Linked DNA regions of Homo sapiens: region 2 is linked to region 1. Evidence: chromatin loops called from intact Hi-C (ENCODE). Cell type or tissue: A673. All regions are shown on one strand.

Region 1 (8,000 bases):
GTCACGTTAGACTACCTTCAAGACCATAAAACGTACCTTAGTAAATTGCAAATAATAGAAACTATACAAAGTATGTTCTTAAGCCACAACAGAATCAAAGAATTAATAATAGAAAGGTAGCAGAATTCTAAATAATTTATGCAGCTACTATGACCTCAAGGAGGTAAAGCATAATTCTTTACTTCTTAAGTCTCTGGAGTGCTCTTAATCACTTACTTCCAAAGAGTACAGTACATGACAAGGAGTAAAACCAACTTTTAATAGATGCATCTGAAAAACACTACTTCAGCCATATGATCAAGGTTAACTTCAATAATGATAAGTCATGTTGATAGTATGTACTCCTGATAGCATATAAGAGTGACACGTTACCTCTTTGATCCTGCTCCCCCAAAAAAACATGCCCTGAGTCTAATCATGAAAAAAATAAACAAAACCCCAGTTGAGGAACAGTCCACCAAATACCTGGTCAGTACACCTCAAAATTGTCAAGGACATTAGTACAAATAAAGACTAAGAAACTCTCATGGCCAAGAGGAGCTTAAGACATTGCAACTAGGGGCTAGGTATGGTGGCTTACTCCTGTAATATCAGCACTTTGGGAGGCCTAAGTGGGAGGATTGCTTGAGGCCAGGAGTTTGAGAACAGCCTGGGCAACTTATCAAAAAAGATAAAATTGACTATTTACCCCACACTGATAGCTAATAGTCTTTATGTACATTATGACCAGGAAACTGCACTCAGGTTTGATTTAGAAGGTAGCAGTGATATGTAACACAGCCTTCTGCAGTTGTGTGGGTGATAAGTGAATGAAAAAAGTTTTCATCTCTACAAATAAGTTGGAAGTGGGAAACTAGGCAGCAAACAAACAACAACAAAAGATATGACAACTAAATGTAATGTGTCTCCTACATAGGATGTTAGAACAGAAAAATGACATTAGGCAGAAACTAATGAATTCTGAATACAATTTGGATATTAGGTAATAACTTATCAATATTAATTCACTAGTTATAAGACATGGCATACATCAAATACTAATGATAGGAGAAATGATTGTGGAATCTATGAGAACTCTCTACACTCATTTCTTCATTGATCTGTAATTCCACAACTGTTCTAAAACAAAAGTTCATTGAAAATATGAGTCAGATCAGTGACACCAAGAACTTATGTGTCACTTACCAGTAGAACCTACTCTATAGATATGTGGCTTAGTAAGTCCGGGCATTGATGCATCTTCTACAGTTTGAAAATTACTTATGCAATGGTGTTTTGTTTAATGTTTCTTACACCGGTGTATCAACAACTGCTCAGTGAGGGACACATAGTTGTTCAGAGTATCACAATCAGAAATAGATTTACTACAAGTAACGGAGTTCTTACAAAATCATTGGCAGAATAGAGAATAAGCCTCTGCACTTTGAGTTTCAAGTCACATAATTGCAGCTGTAATCCAGTGGTCATGAGACAGATGTTACCCTTATTAGCATCTCTCACCCAAGAGGTTGGAAACTAGGCAGCAGATTGTGGGGTCCACTATGGCTCAAACACTCATGCTTGTCAGAACATGCTTCTCACCCGCACAACTGCAGAAGTCTGTGTTATGTATCACTGCTGCCTTCTAAATCAAACCTAAGTCCAGTTAGTTTCCTGGTCATAATGTACATAAAGATTATTAGCTATAAATGATGGATAAGTAGTCAATTTTACCATTTTTGCTTTGTTTTAAATAGACTTTATTTTTTAGAGCTGTTCTAGGTCCATAGCAATATTGAGAGGAAGACATAAACATTTCCCATATAGTCCCTGACTTCCCATAGATGCAGTCTCCTCCACTGTGAACGTCCTCCACCAGAGTGGGGACATTTGTTACTATCTACTATATGAGCGTTGACAATCTCTTATTACGCAAAGTCTATCGTTTACACTAGGGTTCACTCTTGGTGTGGTATATTCTATGGGTTTTAAGAAATGTTTAATGACAAGTATCCACCAGTATAGTATCACACAAAATAGTTTCATTTCCCTAAAATCCCTGTCTATGCTCTGTCTATTCTTCCATTTCCCTCATGTTAGCTCTTTAAATTATCTTTTAAAGGAGATTATAAAAAATTATCTATCCAAATAAAAAATTATCTTAAGTGTTCACATCATGAATGTAATAGATATAATCATTTTATATTTACCTTATATTGCTGCATAACAAATTACTAGGACCTTATCAGCATAAAAAGTTATTATCTCACAGATTCTGTGGCAGGAATGTGAGCACAGCTTAGGTACTTTCTCTGCTCAGGGTTTCACAAGAATGTGATCAATGTCATGGGGCTCTGCATTCTCATCTGGAGGACTATTGTAGGTATGAACACCAGGGGGCAGGAATCATGGGGACCACATTAGGTCTGTCAACTGTACCCAGGGATAATAAATGTGTAGGTTTATTTGTGGTTGGAATCCTAGGCTTTCGGGCAGGATACACTTGGGTTAGAGTCTTGGCTCTGTCTACTGTTAATTTGTAAAGTTGGTATATCACTTTCCGTCTATAAATGGCCATCCTTTCACACATAAAAGGTGGATAATAGTAAGAGCTACCTCAGAGGGATGACTGTGTGAGATAATCCAACTGTTGGCTATTAACATCATACCTACGATTTAGATGTCTAACTCTATCTACTGTAAGATCCCAATGCCAGGCTCAAATTTGTAAAAGGGGATTTGATTATACTAGACCTATAAATACATTATTTCAGTGGAACCTAGCAAGAATTTTCTTGTACTCTTTCAACTTTGGTATGCTTTGGTATCAGCTCCTAAATGAGATAATTTTACCAATCCACATATTTTCCTGCTAACTCCTCCAGGCACTGTTTGAGGTTTATTCTAATGTTTTGTCTTTCCCCCCCAATTACAATTTCTTCTTTCCACCTGCCTCCAGAATTCAACTCTTTATAGCAGCAGTTAAATATTTATAAAGCTTAAGCTACATACTTCCTTTCAAAAATACTGCAGCATAAAATTGAAAAGTAAAACTAAAAATCTAGTGATAGCACCAAGAACAAATATGTTAACTTATTGAATTCTGAAGAGCACAAAGAAATTTTAGAAAACTGTGCTCTTCAGGCCCTTTTCTCAAATTATGGCAGGACTAGTTCTTTTTCTCATACTTTTCAAATCTATTTTGAAAATGAGACAGAAAAAATAAACCTTAACAATTTCAAAAGCCACAAACTCGATAGTAAAACCCAACTGGAATTTCAGAGTTGAAAAGCTTCCTTTCTAATGGTCCAGAATCAGGAGAAAAGTGGGGAAATAGAACTGGCATTTGTTGAGAGTTAGTCATGTATGTATGAGCCACTTTCTATAACTTTTATTATATTTAATATAATTATAATTATTATGTCATTAAGTGCTTACATTTAATCTTTTCACTTCATGAAATGTGTTAGTTGTAGGGAAAGGGGAAAGTTCTAAAACATAGAATCAACTTCCCAATTCTATTTTATAAACTTAATCTTTTTTAAATCCTAGATTGATGTTTATCAAAAAAAAACACAAATAAACCCATTATTTGTCCAATGTCTATTACATCTACCAACAATGTTTAAGCTGGACTCTGACAGACACACACATACACAATACACATACACCTGCACATATACATGGACACATTACTCCCATAATAAAATTGTGGAGTGTTTTATCAAAGAAAGACAGGACATGAGAGATACTGACTTTAGTGTAGGAAGCCTACTATATGAAAAATATCCAATAGGTAGTTTGAAGAGCAGCTGAATCTGATTGAGAAGTTTTCTCAATTAGCTCGGAGAGAGTAAGGGCAGACACACAAGCTTTGCTATTCTTGCCAAATCATGAGTCTGCAGGGCTACTAATGTCAAATGATGCCATTATAAATTGAACAGTGGCATCACCAACTCGCCAATTTATGTATACCTGTGAGGTTATATCCACCTTGAAGAAATAATTTTTAGTTTGCATAAAAATACCTACGGGATAGCAGTATGTATTAGTTAATTCTCATACTGCTATAAGGACATATCAGAGACTGGGTAATTTACAAAGGAAAGAGGTTTAATAGACTCACAGTTCCACATGGCTGGGGAGTCATCACAATCATGGCAGAAGAAGAAAGGAGGAGCAAAGGCCTGTCTTACATAGTGGCAGACGGGAGAGTTTGTGCAAGGGAAGTCCCATTTATAAAACCATTAGATCCCATGAGACTTATTCACTACCAGGAGAACAGCATGGGGAAAACTCCCCCATGATTCAATTATCTCCACCTAGCCCCATCCTTGACACCTGGGGATTATTACAATTCAAAGTGAGATTTGGGTGGAGACACAGCCAAACTACATCACAGTTGCACAAGCAGTTTTTTTTGTTGTTGTTGTTTGTTTGTTTTATGTGAGGTTAAATTAATCTTTCCCTTGTCTTCGAACAAAATCTTCCTTAAGTTTTCTACTAGCAATCTGTGATTTTGGAAAGAGATTGTGTTATTGAAGATGTGAAGAATGACATAAAAAGAAATGAATCTGTCCTCAAGATTTCTGCATGACTAAAGGAGATAATGCATAAAATTATCCAACATAATCTGGGTTACCATTGCCAATTTCTTAGGTTGACATTCAAAGTTTAAAGAATATGATCATATTTACATCTTATGAATTCCAGATTTAAGAAAACACTTACTGTGTTGCCAAAGATCCACATTTCCTGGCGCCTTTGTTTTTGCCTGTGATTTACAGTAATAATCAGCAATATTCTTTGTCCCTGCCAAAAATTTTCACCTATCAAAACCTGTGCATTACTTTAAAACTATCTCAAATTAATATGCTATTACCCACCTAGCTTATATTAGATTCCTTCCTCTGGGCTCTCAGAGTACCCAGTGTAATTCCTTTCTACTGTAATCATCTCTTTTTGTGTGTTTGTTTCCCTTACTAGATTGTGAATAACTTGGACGTAGAAAGTCATGTTTGCACTTTAAATATCTAATTGAATATTTATGGAATACTTTTGAACAAAAATACATCATTCCAACTTCTGTGGTCTACAAAAAAAAGAGAAATTATCCCTAATAATCATTTACCTGCTTTTATATTCCTTTCCCTTCTCACAGGATAAGAAAAAGCTGCCACTGGTACCTTAAACATTGGTCCCTGCTACTTGATTAAATGTAGCTAAAGCATTAAAACTCTTTTTAAATAAGCCATCTTCATGGCTCTTGAAAGACATCTGCTATGACTATTTTTTCCAGAATTAAACTCTTAACTTTCTCTCATGTTGTGTTTTAATTTCTACATTGAGAAGGCAGAATGTCAACCACACCATTTTTCCCTCACAGTAAGTGTTATGAGCCAATCGATGAGAGATAAAGCTGAAAATATTTGCAAAAACTAACTCTCGCTAACTATCAAGAGCTCCCCTATCTGCCACCCTATAGAAAAGTGGTTGAGAATGGGCTGGGCGTGGTGGCTCATGCCTGTAATCCCAGCACTTTGGGAGGCCAAGGCGGGTGGATCACAAGGTCAGGAGGTCGAGACCATCCTGGCTAACACGGTGAAACCCCGTCTCTAATAAAAATACAAAAAATTAGCCGGGTGTGGTGGCGGGTGCCTGTAGTCCCAGCTACTCGGGAGGCTGAGGCAGGAGAATGGCATGAACTCAGGAGGTGGAGGTTGCAGTGAGCCAAAATCACACCACTGCACTCCAGCCTGGGTGACAAAGCGAGACTCCGTTTCTAAAAAAAAGAAAAAGAAAAAAAGAAAAGTGGTTGAGAAAGATGAAGATTGGAATTTAATTTCACTGAACATTCAAGCACAAAATAATTTGATTTTAGATAATAAAATTGTTTTACCTTTTATATTTATTAATTTCATACTATTAAAGTGCAAGGAAATTTAATCATAGAACTTTAATGTATTACCAGAAAATTCACGGTGGGTAAGACATTATCTTCAAAGTGGGGCATCTTATAGTTAAAATTCTATTATTGAAATATATTTGGTATATTATAAGATCTCATTGCAAAATCTCTGATGGGCTGTAATGGCACAGAAAATAACTTAAAAACTGATTTTAAGATTAGTTAGAGTAGTTTTGATGCTATTTAAAAAATACTGCACTTACATTTCATACTGCACTTACATTTCAAAACTTTTAGGAGGTAAAATTTACACAATCCACGAGGGGGTCCAAGAGGATCCAGAAAGGAGCAAAATTGATGCCGAAGAAAGGTTCATGAAGGTGGGGGCAGGGTTATCCTCATAGACAACCCTAACTGATAGGGTTGATAACCCTAATTGATCACCTCAATTATAACCCTAATTGCTCTCCTCAATTATGCCTCTGACTGACTGCAGGTTTGAAGGCTAAGCCCAGGCATTTAAGAGCAAAGAGCTAGGGGACATCGACTATATTCCTTTCACCCATGTTGAGGTACAGCCAAAGCAGGACACTCATGGCCTTTTTGTATACATCAGTTACATGGAGTCTGATGATTGGATGGACTCACAAAACTTCTCAGGGTGTGTTCATGTAAGACTTTGATGGTGTAAAAGATATGGTGGCATGGGAGAAGGAAAGCACAGGCAACATCAAGGGACCTAAGATCTCCAGGTATGACTCCCCAGGGTTCCTGCTCAGTCACACAGATTTTCACCTGCCATACCTTTTTGTTTCCTTAACGAGTATCATACTCTGGTGAACAAAACAAAAATGCCATTCTTTGAGTTTCCTGAAACCCCAACAGAGTGATGAAGTTTTTTTTTTTTCTATTAACTAACTTTAATCTGTCATGTCTGATATATTGCATTTTGCCTTTTACACTGATCTGGGTGATTCTAATTGTTATAAATTTGCAATGTCCTTTTGTGCAGTGATGCTCTGTTATTGTGCCTTCCCCTTGGAAGGAAGTAAATAAGCCAATTAACCTGAAATACTACTCAGCTTTCTTAAGCTAACATCATGAATTTTGAATATTTATATGGTCAGCAAGTCTGTTGGAGGTCACAGTGAAATTGACACACGGACTACTAATACAATTTTTAAATTACATTATAATGAAGTGTTTGTTTTTTTTTCATTATTTTGGGGTCAAATGAAAGACACACCATAGACAAATAATTAAAGCAATCTTAAACACATTTGTAAAATAGATTATTACTTCCCACGTTTTCCAATGCATTTTCAAATGTACTTCTAGCCTTTCATCACCCTAAAGATATATGAATATATAATTTAAAACTGTATTTGTTTGTCAATCCTCAGAATGTCATAGCTTCAATATTTGAGCGAGATTGGTTGCATTTGTTATCTATATTTATTATGCAATGATTTTAGGGGAAAATTTCAATAACAGGTCAATGAAATAAATATATCACTAAAACTTTATTTTTCTTATGTAATAAATGAATTTCATTTTCAGATGAATCCATCAAGCTTAGTATAAAAATGAGTAGCTCCATGGAATGTAATACAAATGTAGTAGCATGCCGTTTCCAACCCTCTTGAACTAATGAGGCATTTCACAGAACTGTTCTAGTAACAAGAGACCCATGAAGAGGGTCAAGATCTTTGTGATCATTGTTTGACAAGGCAGAAAGCTTAAAGGGTTTGTTCTTTTTTATCAACCACACTTTAAACTTTAGACCTGCTTTGTTTATCTACTCTCCTCTGTATTTGCTTTCTCTACTGAAGCCTCATATGTATTTCCTTGGGAAATAAAAAATGAGAACTAAGGGGTGATTCTCAGCAATTATATCTACATGACCCAGTTTTCCCCGCTAGGCATTCTTGATCTCATGGCAAATTCCACTTCTCTCATTTTTCCCATAGATGTATCCTACACCAACATCTTTGCTTATAAGACAAACTGCAAATTGCCATAAGCGTAGATTCTAAGAAATTGAAAGTAACTTTTAAAGTCTGAAATTCACTATTTCCAAGTATAATCAATTTTATATTATAAGCTAAAGTAT
Region 2 (8,000 bases), 190 kb after region 1:
GCCCTGCTGGATTTTGGACTTGCATGGGGTCTGTAGCCCCTTTGTTCTGGCCAATTTCTCCCATTAGGAATGGCTGTATTTGCCCAATGCCTGTACACCCATTGTCTCTAGCTAGTAACCAACTTGCTTTTGATCTTACAGGCTCATAGGCAGAAGGGACTTGCCTTGTCTCAGATGAGACTTCAGACTGTGGACTTTTGAGCTAATGCTGAAATGAGTTAAGACTTTGGGAGACTGTTGGGAAGGAATGATTGGTTTTGAAATGAAAGGACATAAGATTTGGGAGGGGCCAGAGGTGGAATAATATGGTTTGGCCCTTTCCCCACCCAAATCTCATCTTGAATTCCCACATGTTGTGGGAGTGACCTGGTGGAAGGTATTTGAATCATGGGGGCAAGTCTTTCCTGTGCTGTTCGCATGATAGTGAATAAATCTCATGAGATCTGATGGTTTTAAAAAGGGGAGTTTGCCTGCATAAGCTCACTTCTCTTGTCTGCCACCATGTGAGATGTGCCTTTCACCTTCCACCATGATCATGAGGTCTCCCCAGCCATGTGGAACTGTAAGTCCAATAAGCCTCTTTCTTTTGTAAATTGCCCAGTCTCAGGTATGCCTTTATCAGCAGCATGAAAACAAATTAATGTGTTCAAATCCCAGCACTTACTGGTTCATGCAACCAGTCATGAGCCATTTAACTCCTCTAAGCCCCAATTCCCTCATCTATAAAAGCAGAAATAATAAGTGCTTGTCCTTCATAGAGTTTTCATGAAGATTTATATGATAATACATAAAAGCACTTGTCAAAATACCTAGTGTATAGAAAGAGTTCAGTAAGTGGTAACTCTTTTCATTACTGTAATAAATATTAGTAGTTAGGCCTTGTCTTCTTGGTCAATGAAATAAACAATTGCACAACACATGCATATATTAAAATACTAGATAAACATTGAAAAATTATAAGCTAGTAATTCTGATATTTTTATTTTCCAAAAGAATCATTTTATATCAAATCTAAAATGTGATAAAAGCAAACATGAGATATTCATTGTTATTGGATTTCAGCACCTTATGGGAAATTTTACTTAAATCTGCACAACCTCTCCACTGTCAGCCTCTATTGAATGTCAAGAAAGTTTTTTTATTATTATTAACTTTGTTTCTGAAGTTTACTGATAAATAGATAAAAGGACTTAAATCAAAAATATGGCATTCTCAGAGGCAAGATTCTAAAAAGACATGAAATCAAGTTAAAATTGTGCTTTCTAAAATTTCCTGTTGACAATGAGACTTTGCATTTAACTTATTTTTAACTGTCAATAATTGGTGTTAATACACATGTGTGTTTGTGAGGAGGAAGAATAATTTGGCATTAGGTTAATAAATGATTAGTAGTCAAATCTGATCATGTTAAATTACTTAAGTTACAAAACAAAGAGAAATTTCAGCATGCAAAATTGAGCCTAAATCCACAATTAAAATGGAAAAATGATTAACAAACCTATCATATGTAATGTTTATAAACCTTTTCAAAAGGTTTGGCTATGCAGAGAACAAACGTATAGTGGAAATAGACCTCTTATCTCTAGAAAACACATTTGTTAGGCTTAGAAACAAGATATAAATTAAGTATACCATTGCTGCAATGAAAAAATACAATTGTTGCTTGAAAATTTCATTAAATTGTAAATAAATTGGAGTTAACCCGTGAGTTGATTATTTATCTCAGGAATGTGGGCGAGATTTGAATGCTTGCACGATGAACAGAATAAAGGTAGGCAGTATTTTGACATTTTATCCAATTTGAACATGAAAGTCATATGTATGAGGGGTGGAGGTTCATAATAGAACTAGTTAAAAGAAGTTCCTAAGCCAGCACCTATGAAAAACAAATCAAGTAGAAATTGGAGGAATAATATTTGTGTATTTTCTTTCAATAAATCAAGCAGCAAAGCACCAAATGATCTGATGTGTTGGCTCTAGAGATCTGATGTGAACCTAAAAAACTCAATTTGAAAATTGATTACAAGATACTTGAAATCACATCGAAGATGAAAATAAGAGGTGGCAATTATCTGGAATCTTCCAGCCATGGATCTAATTTATGGCAAGCATCCAGTTCTGTGAAACAATTAAGAGGGATTTAATATATTTTTTTATTTCATCTTCATCTGATAAAAATGTGGTTGCTTATTTTTTCAATAACTAAAATCAGAGTGCTACAGTGATAATCTTATGCCCTGAAAAAAATAGAAGATAACTGCCCCAATGAAAAGAGCTTGTGTTAAGCAACCTACTAAAACAGTCACATAAGGATTTGTTTCTAAAGTGGCAGAGCATAGAATTATATCGGGCACTCAGACATAGAGTATAAAGATATAGTCTTGACCGCTAATTTCTGATATATTTTTCTATCTCTTTTGTTGCCAGGATACAAGGTCTCTGTGTAATCTCTGGACACCTGCGTTAATACATTACAGTTCTTACGTTAGTCCTGCTTTTCTCCTTCAGGTTTATCCTGTCCAAGAGGTTCTCTCCTCTTTGCCCTCTTACTGAGTCCCAGTTAGTCTGAGTAGAACCTTAATCTACATTTAGTACTGGAGCTCTCTCATGATGCCTAATCTGGAAACTGAGGATTCTCCCTCTTGCTTATCCTAATTCCCAAATTGAAGAACTGACTTAAACCTCTACTCCTTTAACCTAACTCTTCCAAAATCAACTGTATATATCCAGACAAGTCCGTTTTCCAAGCATCTTCTCCCTATTCTATCCTACTATGATTAGATGATATGGACCTGTATCCTGTATCCATAGGTCCATATCATATAATCATAGTAGGATAGAATGCAGAAATGATAGATGCAAATCTGGGGTCAGCTCTTTTTTTTTGTAAAACTTCTTGTCCTTTTTTCACTCCTTTCTCTCATTTTTCCAATTTCCTATTGCAGCTAAGCCAGCTCTACCTCTTGTTCCTCAAATGTTCCTTGAATGTCTTTCATCTAAGGTCACCTCAGTGTACCTTTGCTCCTTCTTCATTTCTTTGCTAGAAATTCTGTCACCTTTCTCTCCCATTGATTCACTTAATTTTATGTAACAACTCTGCAAAGTACTTACTACCTGCTATGGTTTGAGAGTTGAGTGTATCTCATAAAATTCATGAATTAGAAATTTGGTCCCTAGTGTGGCAGTGTTGGGAAGCAGGGCCTTTAAGATGTGATTAGGTCATTAAGGTGGATTAATGCCACTCTTTACAAACTGAGCTAATTCTCCTGGGAGTGAGCAAGTTCTCACTCTCACAGAGCTGAATTAGTTACCACAAAAGAGGGTTGCAAGTCAAAGCCACCACCCATGTTTTGCTTCTTTCACACATGTTCACTCACACTTCCACTTTTCTGCCATGTTATGACACAGTATGAAAGCCCTCGCCAGAAGCTGCCACTATGCCTTGGACTTCTCTGCCCTAGATCCACGAACCAAATAAATTATTTTCTTTATAAATTACCAGGTCTCAGGTACTTTATTATAGCAACAGAAAAACAGACCAAAATATTGCCCTACTAGAATTATTAGAGCACTAATTACCTACTGTAACCTTGTTGTATACCTTTTCCTGTGTATTTTCTGATCGAAATCAAGCATCAAAAGGTTGAGTTGCAAATACAGGCATTCATCTATAATCCTTTTGAAGAGAGGTGTCTTGTGTTAAAATCAGGTGTTAACTTTCTATTTTTACTGTGCACTGCATGTAGGTGCTCAATAAATGTTGACAATAATGTCTAAAAGGGACTTCTATAAATTTCTTCACAAATGAGTAGCATGTGAAAGCAACACTGAGGATAAATTTCCTGAAGAAAACTTTAATTTTAAAACTATATTTTTCTGTTACTAACATTGAAACTAATAAAATTGTTATAAATCCCCTGACAAAAATTAAAACCCTCTCATTTGTCTAAAACTCTCATTTGCTTAATTTACCTTGAGTTACTTATGTAAAAAAAGGAAAAATGCTAAACACATTAAAAACTAAACAGGTAAAAATAAGCTTTTCATTTGAAGCAATAGTATACATTCACCTTGTTCTAATTGTGTACTCTAACATTTTACTATTCAAATTATGTCACAAAGGGAATCTACTAAAAGACCATTGAGGCAATTCTTAACTGAAAGTTTATGATTCCACTATATGTAAAGCAGGATTAATTAATAGTTATTAACAGTAATTGTCATTATCGCACAACCAACACAGCATGCTTATTTACTGGGGAAATAAAACACAAAGCAGGAGAGGAATGGCTCTAGGCGTAAAACACATTTGCTCATGTTAAAATGGCTGGGAAAAAGATACAGGTTGAGGTTTATGTGACCATGCAGAACGCTGTCTCCAAAGTTTGCTGGCACTGTGGGTTTTTCTAGTAAACCACAGCTACTCAGTCAAGTGGGCAAAATATATAATGGATGTATATAAAACAGACAGAATTTGAGCCAGGCTGTCACATAGTCCCCATCGTGGCAGTTCTCATCGTAAAGTAAGAATTCACTAGACATCAGACTTGGACTCACGAGTGGGGTCCTAATACCTGGGAGAAAAAATACCTCGTCATAGCAAGGTAAGAACCCAGAAAACAAACAAGACTTCTAACAAGTGTCAGAGATAGGCAGCAAGAGATAAAACTTAGAAAGAAAGAATAATACTGAATTCTGAATCTTGAAGGATAATCAATATTATTTCCTTATTCCTCATTGACTGAAGTCTGGAATTCAGACAATTAATCAAGGCTCGACTATAGAGACCCACAACCTTAGAATAAAGAGACACCAGGAAAGAGAAAAAATATAATTTTATTTGGAAATATTGCCATTGGGATATCATTTCTGTCAGGAAATAGCCACTTAATTTTATCTTTAAACTTATGTGATATGGAAGCTGACATTCAGATTTTCTTGATAAAAGTGAATTGTGTTTCATGTTGACAGTTGTAACATTAATTTTTCAAGAAGTGTTTTTCAACTGTTGATCAGATTTCAGTGGAAGAGAGGTCAGGTTTCCTATATATAAATCTACACTCTTATGAACATTGTGCTTTCTGTTTTGTGTTGTTAGTTGTTTATAGCAATTTACTTTGAAATCTTTGAAGATTTAACAGATTTTGTCCTTTTAAAGTTTTTTTCACTTCTGATTTTGTCACATCAAACATGCTAGAAAATGTTAATAAAAGACGAATATTTCATTTTAAGTCTTCTGTTTCACTGCAAAAACATAATACATACTTTAGAGCAAAGCATCAACTAATACACTATTTTGAGTGTCCTGACAGAGCATCAAGACTGAAGATTTTATTGTCGGAAAAAGAAGCATAATAATCTACCATCAAGAAATCAAAGTTCTTATCTTGATGTATCATATTGGGCAAGATGCTTCCCTTCTCTGTGTTTAATTTCTTTTTGGTGGTAAAAGAATATCACTTCCTGCCTGGCCTGATCACAGTGTTGTGGTAAAATGTATATGAGGTATTAACAAATACACTTAAAAAGATAAACACAAAGTTTTTGCTCTTATAGGAAATCTACACACCTTAACACTGAATGCTGTGAGAGAAGCTGCAGAGAACACCACCTCTCAGCAAAATATATAGTTAGAATTATACTTCTTGCTGACTCTAAGGGACCCATGTTTTGCTGTGGCATAGCACAAAGAACTCAGTACTCAAGCTGTGGTCTAGGCAAAACAAATTCACCACTGTGCTTTGCTTCTTTATTTCTTATCTGTGTTCTTGTTGGCACCTCTCTTACCTATGTAAAGACTCTCTATCTATAATAGCAAACTCTTCCTTTTGAACCCACAGAATATATGAATAATTGACCCCAGAATTCATTGCCTTTGAGTCCAGTATCAGAATTCTTCAAAACAAGACACAGCATATGACTATTGACAATAAACAGAAATTTATGTGCAAGACGAAGAGTATTTGCTACTCTTGAGCTACAACTTCAGTAATTTCTAATCTTCCAGTCATATGTATACCTTTTAAGAGTGGCCTCCTGGGGTAATGCCTTTGCTGCAGAATTCACATTCTTAACACAAACAGGGGTTTGAACTGGTTACATAGGTTGTTTACAGCTTGTGGTAGAGAATGATTAGCAAAGTAAAATTAAAAACAATTCGCTTCAGCACATCACAATGATCTCTTCTTGTACTGATCATCTGTAGAGAACATTTACAGGCATAATTTTCTAGTAAAAGAAAACCACAGAGATTAACAATAAAAATGAGGTGTACAGATTCTGATTATGTATCTTTTACTCTGAGTGCAGGCTGCAGGGAATTGGTAGGAGGCCCAGGATACATATGGTAATAAAGGGCAGAGGAACTCAGCTCATGGAAGTAAAATTTAAAGCTCTGAGTCAATAGCTGTGTAAAGATGAAAGAGGATTATATCGTGGAACGAGGAATACTTAGCTAAGAACATTATGTTCATCTCTTAGGGAAAAGTTTTTCCCTTTTTAGATTTCAAGTACAGCTTACTTATAAATATCAGAGTGAATGCTATAGCCCAGTAAGAGATCCAAGCAGGAGAAGGCTGTGTTCCACTTATTTATTGCTGTATAACAACCCACTCCAAAACTCAGTGAATAAAACAACCAACATTGTATTGCATTTCATTGATTGGTAAGCCAGGATTTGGGCAGGGCATGGCTGGGCAATTCTTCTATTCCCTCTTATCATACTTTAGTTGGCATGGACAAGGGCCATTCACTGGATTTCAGATGTTGCCTGGGTGAGTCTAGAGAGTACAATACTGCTGGGTTGGCTGGAAGTCTGGACTCACTTGGGCACCTCTCTTTCTCTCCATATTGTCTCAGAGCCTCTATACATGTCTTTCCAGCGAAGTAGTTGACCAATTTGTGTGATGGCTTCCGATTTCCTAAACCTGGGCCCAGAAAATGGCCCAGCATTACATCTCATGTATTCTAATGGTCAATCCCTCACAGATCCTACCCAAATTCAATGGAGGAGACTGGCTGGGCAGGGTGGTTCACACCTGTAATACCCGTGCTTTGCGTGGCTGAGGGGGAGAATTGCTGAGGCAATTTTTGTAGACACCATCTCTACAAGATAAATATAGAAATAGATACATAAATAGATATGATTTTTTTCTAAAGAGGGCAATAGACTCCATTTCTCATTCTCCATTTTTTTTTCTAAAGAGGGCAATAGACCCCATTTCTCATTGAAGGAATCTCAGAAAAAAATGTGGCCATCTTTAACTGCCACGTAAGTAGGATTTTTTGTAGTATCTCTTTTTGTCTCATCCTTTGGAAATCACATCCCAGTCCTCAGGAAAGTTGCTGTTCTGTTGTTGCTTTTGTTCTTTTTAAGAAACCCATAAGAAGACTACTTAATGTAATAATAAGATGCTCTATATTAAGCTTCTTATTTCAGCCAATCTGTCTATCTCTTCACATTATCACCCCGTAACTTCCTAAACCAAAGCAATTTGTTTTAAAAGTGCCAGTGATCTAGGCTGACTTTCTGGTAAACATTAATTTTATGTAAGAATGATTTGAAAAAGAGCTCCCTAGACCAGAGACAGTAAGATATGGTTTCTAATTTTAGATCTATTATGACTTAGAATCAGTCTTTTAGCCTCTCTGATTCTTGTTTCATAATAAGCTGTTCGCACTCTAAAACTTAGAAATATGGCTAGTTAATAAGGTCATGTATATTAAAGTCTTTTGACTTTTATGTATGAAGAAGTATTATGATTGGAATCATCAAAATTCCAATTTCAAACATTACTAGTTAGTATATGCAACTTCAAAAATAAGTTTAAATGTCCAAGTGGGAAAATGCATGAAAAAAACTGTTAAGCAAGACATAGTCTTGATGATTTTGCCTTATTGTTTCCAGCTCTGTAATTTCTTTTTGATTGATTACATTCCTTTAGGCTATCATATCCTGCTGGTGTCCCAGGATCTCATTTTTCCAAAGGTTATGCCAACAT

What was found. Hi-C counts contacts between places; a loop is a spot of excess contacts. Peaks named below come from ENCODE experiments on the same cell type or tissue, not always from the same donor. Only the 100,000 strongest peaks of a DNase experiment are listed, where the experiment ranks them.
Region 2: a loop joins it to region 1, with 4 times the contacts of the local background. A loop is called at or near these places in 3 of 110 quality-filtered maps.

Annotation. Positions count from the first base shown.
Region 1 is chr4:35,722,996-35,730,995 of GRCh38, forward strand. No RefSeq gene overlaps it. Among named protein-coding and RNA genes, the nearest start is that of ARAP2, 520 kb to the right of the region's middle. In A673, no CTCF peak of the experiment used is centred here; no DNase peak of the experiment used is centred here.
Region 2 is chr4:35,909,047-35,917,046 of GRCh38, forward strand. No RefSeq gene overlaps it. Among named protein-coding and RNA genes, the nearest start is that of ARAP2, 330 kb to the right of the region's middle. In A673, no CTCF peak of the experiment used is centred here; no DNase peak of the experiment used is centred here.